Regions from separate parts of the Homo sapiens genome. Here all the other regions are linked to region 1. The links are chromatin loops, found by intact Hi-C in ENCODE. Cell type or tissue: heart left ventricle. All regions are shown on one strand.

Evidence for each region. A loop is a pair of places that touch in the nucleus more often than their neighbours do. Peaks named below come from ENCODE experiments on the same cell type or tissue, not always from the same donor. Only the 100,000 strongest peaks of a DNase experiment are listed, where the experiment ranks them.
Region 2: a loop joins it to region 1, with 2.5 times the contacts of the local background. A loop is called at or near these places in 8 of 110 quality-filtered maps.
Region 3: it touches region 1 in a loop (9-fold over the local background); 95 of 110 quality-filtered maps call a loop at or near these places.

What each region holds. Positions count from the first base shown.
Region 1 is chr10:63,718,986-63,721,485 of GRCh38, reverse strand. No RefSeq gene overlaps it. Among named protein-coding and RNA genes, the nearest start is that of REEP3, 200 kb to the right of the region's middle. In heart left ventricle, a CTCF peak has its summit at 1,313 (motif pointing right); no DNase peak of the experiment used is centred here; H3K27ac peaks cover 734 bases.
Region 2 is chr10:63,818,931-63,821,430 of GRCh38, reverse strand. No RefSeq gene overlaps it. Among named protein-coding and RNA genes, the nearest start is that of REEP3, 300 kb to the right of the region's middle. In heart left ventricle, a CTCF peak has its summit at 1,465; a DNase peak (open chromatin) is centred at 1,490.
Region 3 is chr10:63,165,934-63,168,433 of GRCh38, reverse strand. JMJD1C (jumonji domain containing 1C) reads left to right here. Exons shown (of 26, transcript NM_032776.3): 26 at 300-1,209. The coding sequence ends at 389. Among named protein-coding and RNA genes, the nearest start is that of NRBF2, 34 kb to the right of the region's middle. In heart left ventricle, a CTCF peak has its summit at 1,450 (motif pointing left); no DNase peak of the experiment used is centred here.

The sequences.
Region 1 (2,500 bases):
CACACACACACACACACAATTAGCCAGGTATGGTGCATATTCCTGTAGTCCCAGTTGCTCCGGAGACTGAGATTGAGGATCACTTGAGCCCAGGAGGTTAAGGCTGCAGTGAGGCAACAGAGTGAAACCATGTATTAAAAATAAGAAACCATGTATTAAAAATAAGAAACAAACAAACAAGGACTCTTGTTACAGCTGAATGTGAGCCAAAAGCTATGAAATCTACCAGAGATTGAAGTTACAGAGCACAGAAGGGAGATTTAGCATAGTATGGTTGAAAGCAACCAAGGGAGAAAAAGTTGTTTCCCATTTGTACCTCTCAGAATTTAGCCTTGGGCTAAACTCATGTTATGAAGCAGTTACCCAAATCAGGCAAAACATTACTATTTAATAAAGCTTGATGGTGGGTGTAGTCACCAGCCTTCAAGATGGCCCCAAGGATCCCCACCTACTGTTATTCACAAGCTTCTGTAATTCTCTGCCACACAAGGGGACCAGGGCTGGTTTGGTTGATCAATAACATATGAGAGTAAGATTAGATTATTTTAAAAGACTGTGGCTTCCTCTCTGTCTCTCACTCTCTTCCCCTCTCCTCTTGCTCTAGGGGAAGCACGTCCTGTGAAGAGTCCCACATGTCAAGGAACTGAGCTTCTAGCCGACAGCAAGCAAGAAACCAAAACCTGCTAACACGGGTGAGTCTGGAAGCAGATTCTCCAGCTCCAGTTGAGCTTTGAGATGACTGCAGCTTCATCTCACACTTGACTTACCTTGCGAGATACCCTTAGCCAGAACCACCCAGCTAAACCACTCTCTGCTTCCTGACCCTCAGAAATAGTGTGAGATAAATTTTTGCTGTTTAAGCTGCTACATTTTGAGGCGATTTATCCCACAGCAGTAGATAACTATTATAGTGTACACATAAATACTTGATATACAAAAAAAACTCATAATAATTTAAATATATAGCACAAAGTTTTCCCCCACGTTTACCATCTTGAAGCTAAAGTAACAAGAGCTCTTAGGGGTGAGGACATTCAGAGAATTTAGAAACTATCCCTGACTTGGATGAAAGATTCTTATATTCCCCTGAGAGCACACTCATAAAATAAACCAGGATTTAGAAATAAGAAATGCCATGAAATTAGTTCCTCTGAACTCAAATTATTGGAATAATCTATAAAATCAAAGGTCGCTGGTATAGGAGTCAAAGAGTGCCACCTGGGAGTGCCGCTTAATATTGCCATAGATACGGCAGGTAGCTACCAAAACAGATTCAAAAAGCAACACTCCTGCAATGCTCCTGACTGACACTAGATGGCGGTAAAGTTTTATCATGCAGTTAAATTTCAATTAGTCTGGCCAGGGTTAAAATAATTTAATGAGCATAAGGCGAAAAAATTAAAAGAACCCTTACTTAATTACTTAGTAAATACTATTTTTGAATTATTATTTCTAAGCTGGAATTAAAATTGAGTTGCTTATACTGATCTGTGACCTGAAACCATTTTTGAAAGGAGGTGGGTTAAAGTGTATTCATTATTCATTTTATAAAAATGAATAGTTTAATAATTGTAATCACTGCAGTATTAGCATCCATTCAGCTATTCCTCATCTGAAATTTGAGATGGTTTCAGCAGAATTGAGGCCCAGTTTACTTTTGAAAGATTGGTATTTATAAATAAGACTAGGAAAGTACTCGAATAATTGCAGGGCATTTTTCATTTCTCTCCTTCAAATTATTCCCTATTATAAGAGGTTGTCTGGCTTAATAATTAATAGCACAGACCTAGAACCAGACTGTGTAAGCTTAAATCCTAGCCCTACTTTAGATTATACCTCATGATCTACCTTATGAATGAGTCACAAATGAATTCATACACATAAAGTACTAGAAACAATACTTTTTCTTTAGAGATTCTATTTAAATATTAACCATTATTATCACTTCACATAAGTTCCCTGAGTCTGAGATAGAGCATGCTATGGAAATATACAGTAAAAACTGAAGCATGAAATCTAGGTCAATTTCCCAATGTCACACAATCAGCAGAATCAAAGTCCACAGATAAAAACAGACGAACACTACCACTTGGAATTGCCCTTTGCTATTGACATAGAGGGTCTGCTTCCAAAAACGACGAGTAAACTAGGAGTAGAACACAAACCTTCCAAATCACAAGCCAGTGACCTGTCCACTGCACCATGACAAACCAGGCTGATTTATTGACTGAAGAAACTCCTAAAAGACAAGTATTTGACAATATTGGCTGCTAGTTAAATGGCAGGTGAAATTCTAAAGTATTAACAGACACTTCTGTCCATTTACTGCATTCTGTTTATCACTTCATGAGGTTCTGCCTTAATTGCCTCAGAGAAGGGAGGATACAACATAATCCAGAAAACAGAATCTTCCTAAAGCTTAGGCCCCAGAAATGAGATAAAAGGTGTAGAAGGAAACCTGCCCTGTTAGGACAGAGCTTCCTCTGCTCCCAAGACTCAG
Region 2 (2,500 bases), 100 kb before region 1:
TACAGACGAGGTTTTGCAGTGTTGGCCAGGCTGGTCTTGAACTCCTGACCTCAGGTGATCCACCTGCGTTGGCCTCCCAAAGTGCTGGGATTACAGGCATGAGCCACCACGCATGACTTATAATCATGCTTTTTGATCACAGACAAAGATTGCATCCTTGCCTCTGGTGGAATTCCTTCTACCTGAAAAAACTTTTCTTTGGGCTACAGTTTTTCTAAGTATTTATCCTCGGCACACCTTACCTTGCTAAGCAGAAATGCTACATGGAAGTCATATTGTTGGCTGAGTTTTACTTTTATTAATTAATATTAATAAAATTAAAATTAATATTTTTGAGCCTTTTAAAAAAACTTTATTAGCAAATGCTTATTTGGGCTTAATTATTTGGCTCTTTGTTGTAGCAAAAGTCTCAATCAATTTTACAAGAAAAGATAAAAAGAAAAGCATGATTTCTAACCAAGTTTTACTACTGCATTTATTTTTATGAAATATTGCTTTTTAGTCACCTGTATTCTGGGGCAAAGGTAAGTTTTACATTATTTTTATTTACTTACACATTTTATTACATAGAAAACCAAAATTCAAGTAAGAAATCATATTGCTTGAGACAGGACAAAATGTTGGGGACAATGACATGCAACATATCTTGTACTTTTTCCAAAGAAAATCTTTTACTTAATAGTCAAACTCTACAGAAAACATCAAGAATAGAACAATCACACACCCAAATAGTGACAAAAGGATGCTAGCTATGTTCTGTTATTTTAGTTTTCAGCTGTTTCTTTTTTGAAAACATGGGGCTTTGTGCTCTTTAGGGAAAGGGGATCTATGAAAGGAACATTTGCCTTCTCTGTGTCCAGTCCTGGGGAAGGGGAGAGTTGCTGTCTGCAAATGCACTCACCACCATTGACTCAAACAGTTGAGAGAGAGAAGAGGATATATAGTAGAAATTAAAACTCTGCCTACTCCCCAACACCACATAATGCCTCAGGCACACATGAATCTATTGAGTAGTATCTGAAGACAAGACTTGTAGCAGGCATTTATCTTTGAAACAGATTTAAATAGATTTGTTTTTTAATCTACTTTAAAATGTGTACTGAGTAAACCTTAAATAGTAAATCTCAAAATAGGAAGAGAGGTCATTTACATTTAAGGAAACAGAATTGGTTAATTAGAGCTAAAAAAATTATAGCTCTGGGTATGCATTTTAATTTGGTTGGCTGTCAAGGGCATTGTTGTCCTGAGTAATTATGAAACAAACTCACATATACAGGAAATCATCATCTAGGGAGGGTTTTCTGCAGGTAGAATGACTATTAATAAAAATCTTCCTTTTTATCCTCGACTGTCCTCTGGCTGTCCCAACAGAATATCAAATTAAAGACAAATTTTTTTCTGGTACTTAACAAACATCATGTAGTTTTGGCAATGATGAAATCTACAGTACTTGGGAATAACAGTTGGGTCTGCCGGTAGGGGGAGTGCGAGCCAAGTTTAGCAATAGAGAGCTTCAGAAATGGGAATTTATGGGAGGATTCTAGGAGAAATGGGCTTGCAAATAGTATAATAAAATGAAGAGTAAAGCCAAAGTATTGATGGCAGGGCTTCTGTTGGTGCAAATGCATGGGCCCTATTGCCCAGAGAGAAATATCAGTAGCCTGTGGAAGTGACAGTAGAGTGTGGGCACAAGAGATTCCATTTAATGTGTGTATCATAATTTATTTAACCCTTTATTTCCATAAACACCCCATTTTTGTTAGTTTGATTTTTGTTTTTGTTTTGTTTTGCTAGCACACATCATGCTGGGATAGCTGTCCAAAATAAGAATTTCAGTTGATAAATAGGTTACTCATTTCTCCCACAGACCTATATTTCATAAACCCCTAAACCCCTTGGCTTATGACCCCACATATTATAGTATCTGATTAAACCTTGCAGATTTTGATAAGGATCTTTTGTTACCCAAATTGTCTAAGTTTCACTTTAAGTAATACTCATGCAGTATTTTTCACTAATTCATTAACTATAGTTCCCTTTCCCTTAGATACACTCGAACTTCAGTCCCATTTCCAAAAAAAAAAAAATTCCTCTTTCCCTCCACCAGATATCAGATCCTTCTATTTCCAAGAGAGGCCTTCAAAATTCTATACCAGCTTTTCTCCCAGTAAACAACAGGTCTTGGTCTCTTAAAATAGTTTAGTACATGAGGAAAGATGAGAATTATGCCAAATGCTACTTTTGAAAACATTCTTTTTGCAGAGTTGAGAAAACAGTTTTTAAAAATTGAGACTTTGTGAAGCGTTGTGGTATTTATTCATCTTTAGTCAAGCCATAGAGAGAAGCCCTTTAGAAGCAATGGCTTGGAGCCTCCAAAATCCCAAGGTTCAAATTCTAGTTTTGAATGTACTGACTAGGTGACTCTGAAAGAGTTACCTTAACTCTCTAAGCCCATGTCTTTATAAAATAGAGAAATAGTAATGACTTTTCAGAGCTGTTC
Region 3 (2,500 bases), 550 kb after region 1:
TAAGAGTTGGGTGTTCTAGGTCCTGTTCTTCAGGCTTTTTATATTCAGAAATATGATACATGTATAACAGCTTAGGCAGTCATTGCCTAGTTGGTCACATTAGGGTGACAACCAAAGATTAACACCAACATGTATTTAATTGTATGATTTATAGTGTCCCTTTTGGCTTAACACTTTCAAACATTTTTCTTATATTTGGCTTTCCTAGTTCCCTATTATTTTTTTAAATCTGGAAGTTGTCATTTTTTAATTAATTTCTGTCGAACTGAAGTGATTAGAAATATCAACATCTCTTTCAGGTTAAAAATATTTTGTATCATGCAGTCAAAGAAATGGTGAGAGCCTTGAAGATACACGAGGATGAAGTAGAGGATATGGAAGAAAATTAAGTGTGATCCAGTTTGATATTTTTAGGTTGTTGAACTGGGATTACTTAACCTTGAATGATGATATGTATGCACACTGACTTTAAGCTTCATAAAACCATCAGTGCCAAGAAATTCTCTTTGTAGTAATTACTTGTTACTGACACCACAGCAGTATAGCATATGTCACAGCTCCTGTGATTCAATGTTATAAAACAAGCAGAATTTTAAAAGCAGCACTATATAGCTGTTTTGTATTATAGTGTATATGATGTTTGTGAAAATGCCAGATTTAAAATGATGTATTTATTTTTGGTAAAAAATAAAAAATTCTATGCTATATTGTTGATCAAGTGTAAATGTGACCTTGTACAGTTTACTAAAATTACTGATATTTTTCACTACATTGAGACAGTTACTGTGAGAATAGGACACAAACACCAGCTATTGCCTGCATCTGGGAAATTGCTGAATCGCACAGCAGTCATGTCATAATCAGAAAATTACTGCCAAATAATTGTAAAATTTGTAAAGTATAAAGTATATAAAGTAGATACTAAATACAGACACTTCAATATTTTGTTGAAGCTATTGACTGTACAATTAAACATTTTCAAAAGGTGTAATTTATTTAAAATTGTCTCATTTTGGTAAAATTTATGTGAACTTTTAAAGCTAAATATTAAACTTAATATGCTATGTAAATATATACATATATACATTTAATGATGTATTTTTTTAAAACATTGGCTTGCTTTTGTTAAAGTGCAAGTGTTACATATGGCTTTGTACATTAAAGTTGAAAGGGGTTTTACATTTTCCATTAAAAGGACTTTATCAAAAATTGACTTTTTCCAGAGTACTCCCTCTGTTGACAAGCATGACACTGGGGGCAGAGAAGAGCCCGAAGTCAGTCATCCTGGGTATAAATATGAGTTCTGCCACTTACTGTATGACCTTAGAAAGTTATTTTAATTAATTTGAAGTCTTGGTTTTAATAGCTGGCTGCTATTGTCGGTTGGTTAAGGCTGACATATTCCCAACCCTTTAAGTTACTGGAAAGATGTAGCTCTCCACTGACACCTGCAGGATATTGAGAGGATAGCCTTTCTTCTCAACTGAAAGCATTCAGCTTAAAAGAAAAAAGTGGGAGTCCAAGTTGTGACACCTTGCAAGTTGCTTAGTTTATACTGTTTTTCCTTATGTCACCATCGTTTAGCTCCATGTAATCTGTTACAACACCCTCCACTTCAGGCAAGGTTCAGCCAGGAATGTGAGCAATTACATTTCATGTGAATTACCTACATGTGGCATTTCACATTAATTACCTATACTTATCATGGGATGGATAATGACTACTTGGCTAGAAAGAAAAATTGGCCTGAGGAATATTTCAGATGATTTTGTGAACCTTCTTTGGTGAGCTTTTGACTTTTTTAAATACCATTTTTCCAAATGTGCCTCAGCTGATAAAGTGGCTTTTGTCTAATGCTTTCATATGTTCCATCTGATTTAATTTTGATGTAAAATTAAGTGAAAGCCAAGGTGTTAATTCTGGAGTAGAGTACCACCTGCTGGTCCCCTAAAGCCTGCCAGGATCCCAAAGTCTGTGGTGATTGTTTTTCCTCAAAACCTTTTGCTTCTCTTGCTCTTGCATGAGCCACCTTTTAACCATATTTACAACTTATTCTGAATAGCTGAAGCTAACGAAGATAAAGCCAGGTAATGTGGCTTGTTTCAGTGCAAACCCACCTTAATGACAGTATTCTATCCGTAGTCTGAAGAATATTGTATCCATAGTCTGAATTCCATGCTGCTGACCTAATTAATTCCTTGTAAATCTGGGGTGAAGAGAGAGGACCATAATGCTTACATCCTTAATGACATTTGTAAGCTTTTTGGAAGGCTGGGGAGTTGATTGATTGCTGATTACTCCCTAATCACTGGAGCAGTTCCTCTGGCCTTTTTCTCTCCATCCTTTTGGTTGGGTCTGATGCGCCTCAGGAGTATGTCTGAGTATGTCAGCTCCCTCCAGACGGTGGTATGGTGTTATCTTAAATGTGTACAATAATTTGAGAAACAACAAAGAGCCTTTATAAAGGGAAAGTCGTGGTGAATACTTTACTTTAGTTCTT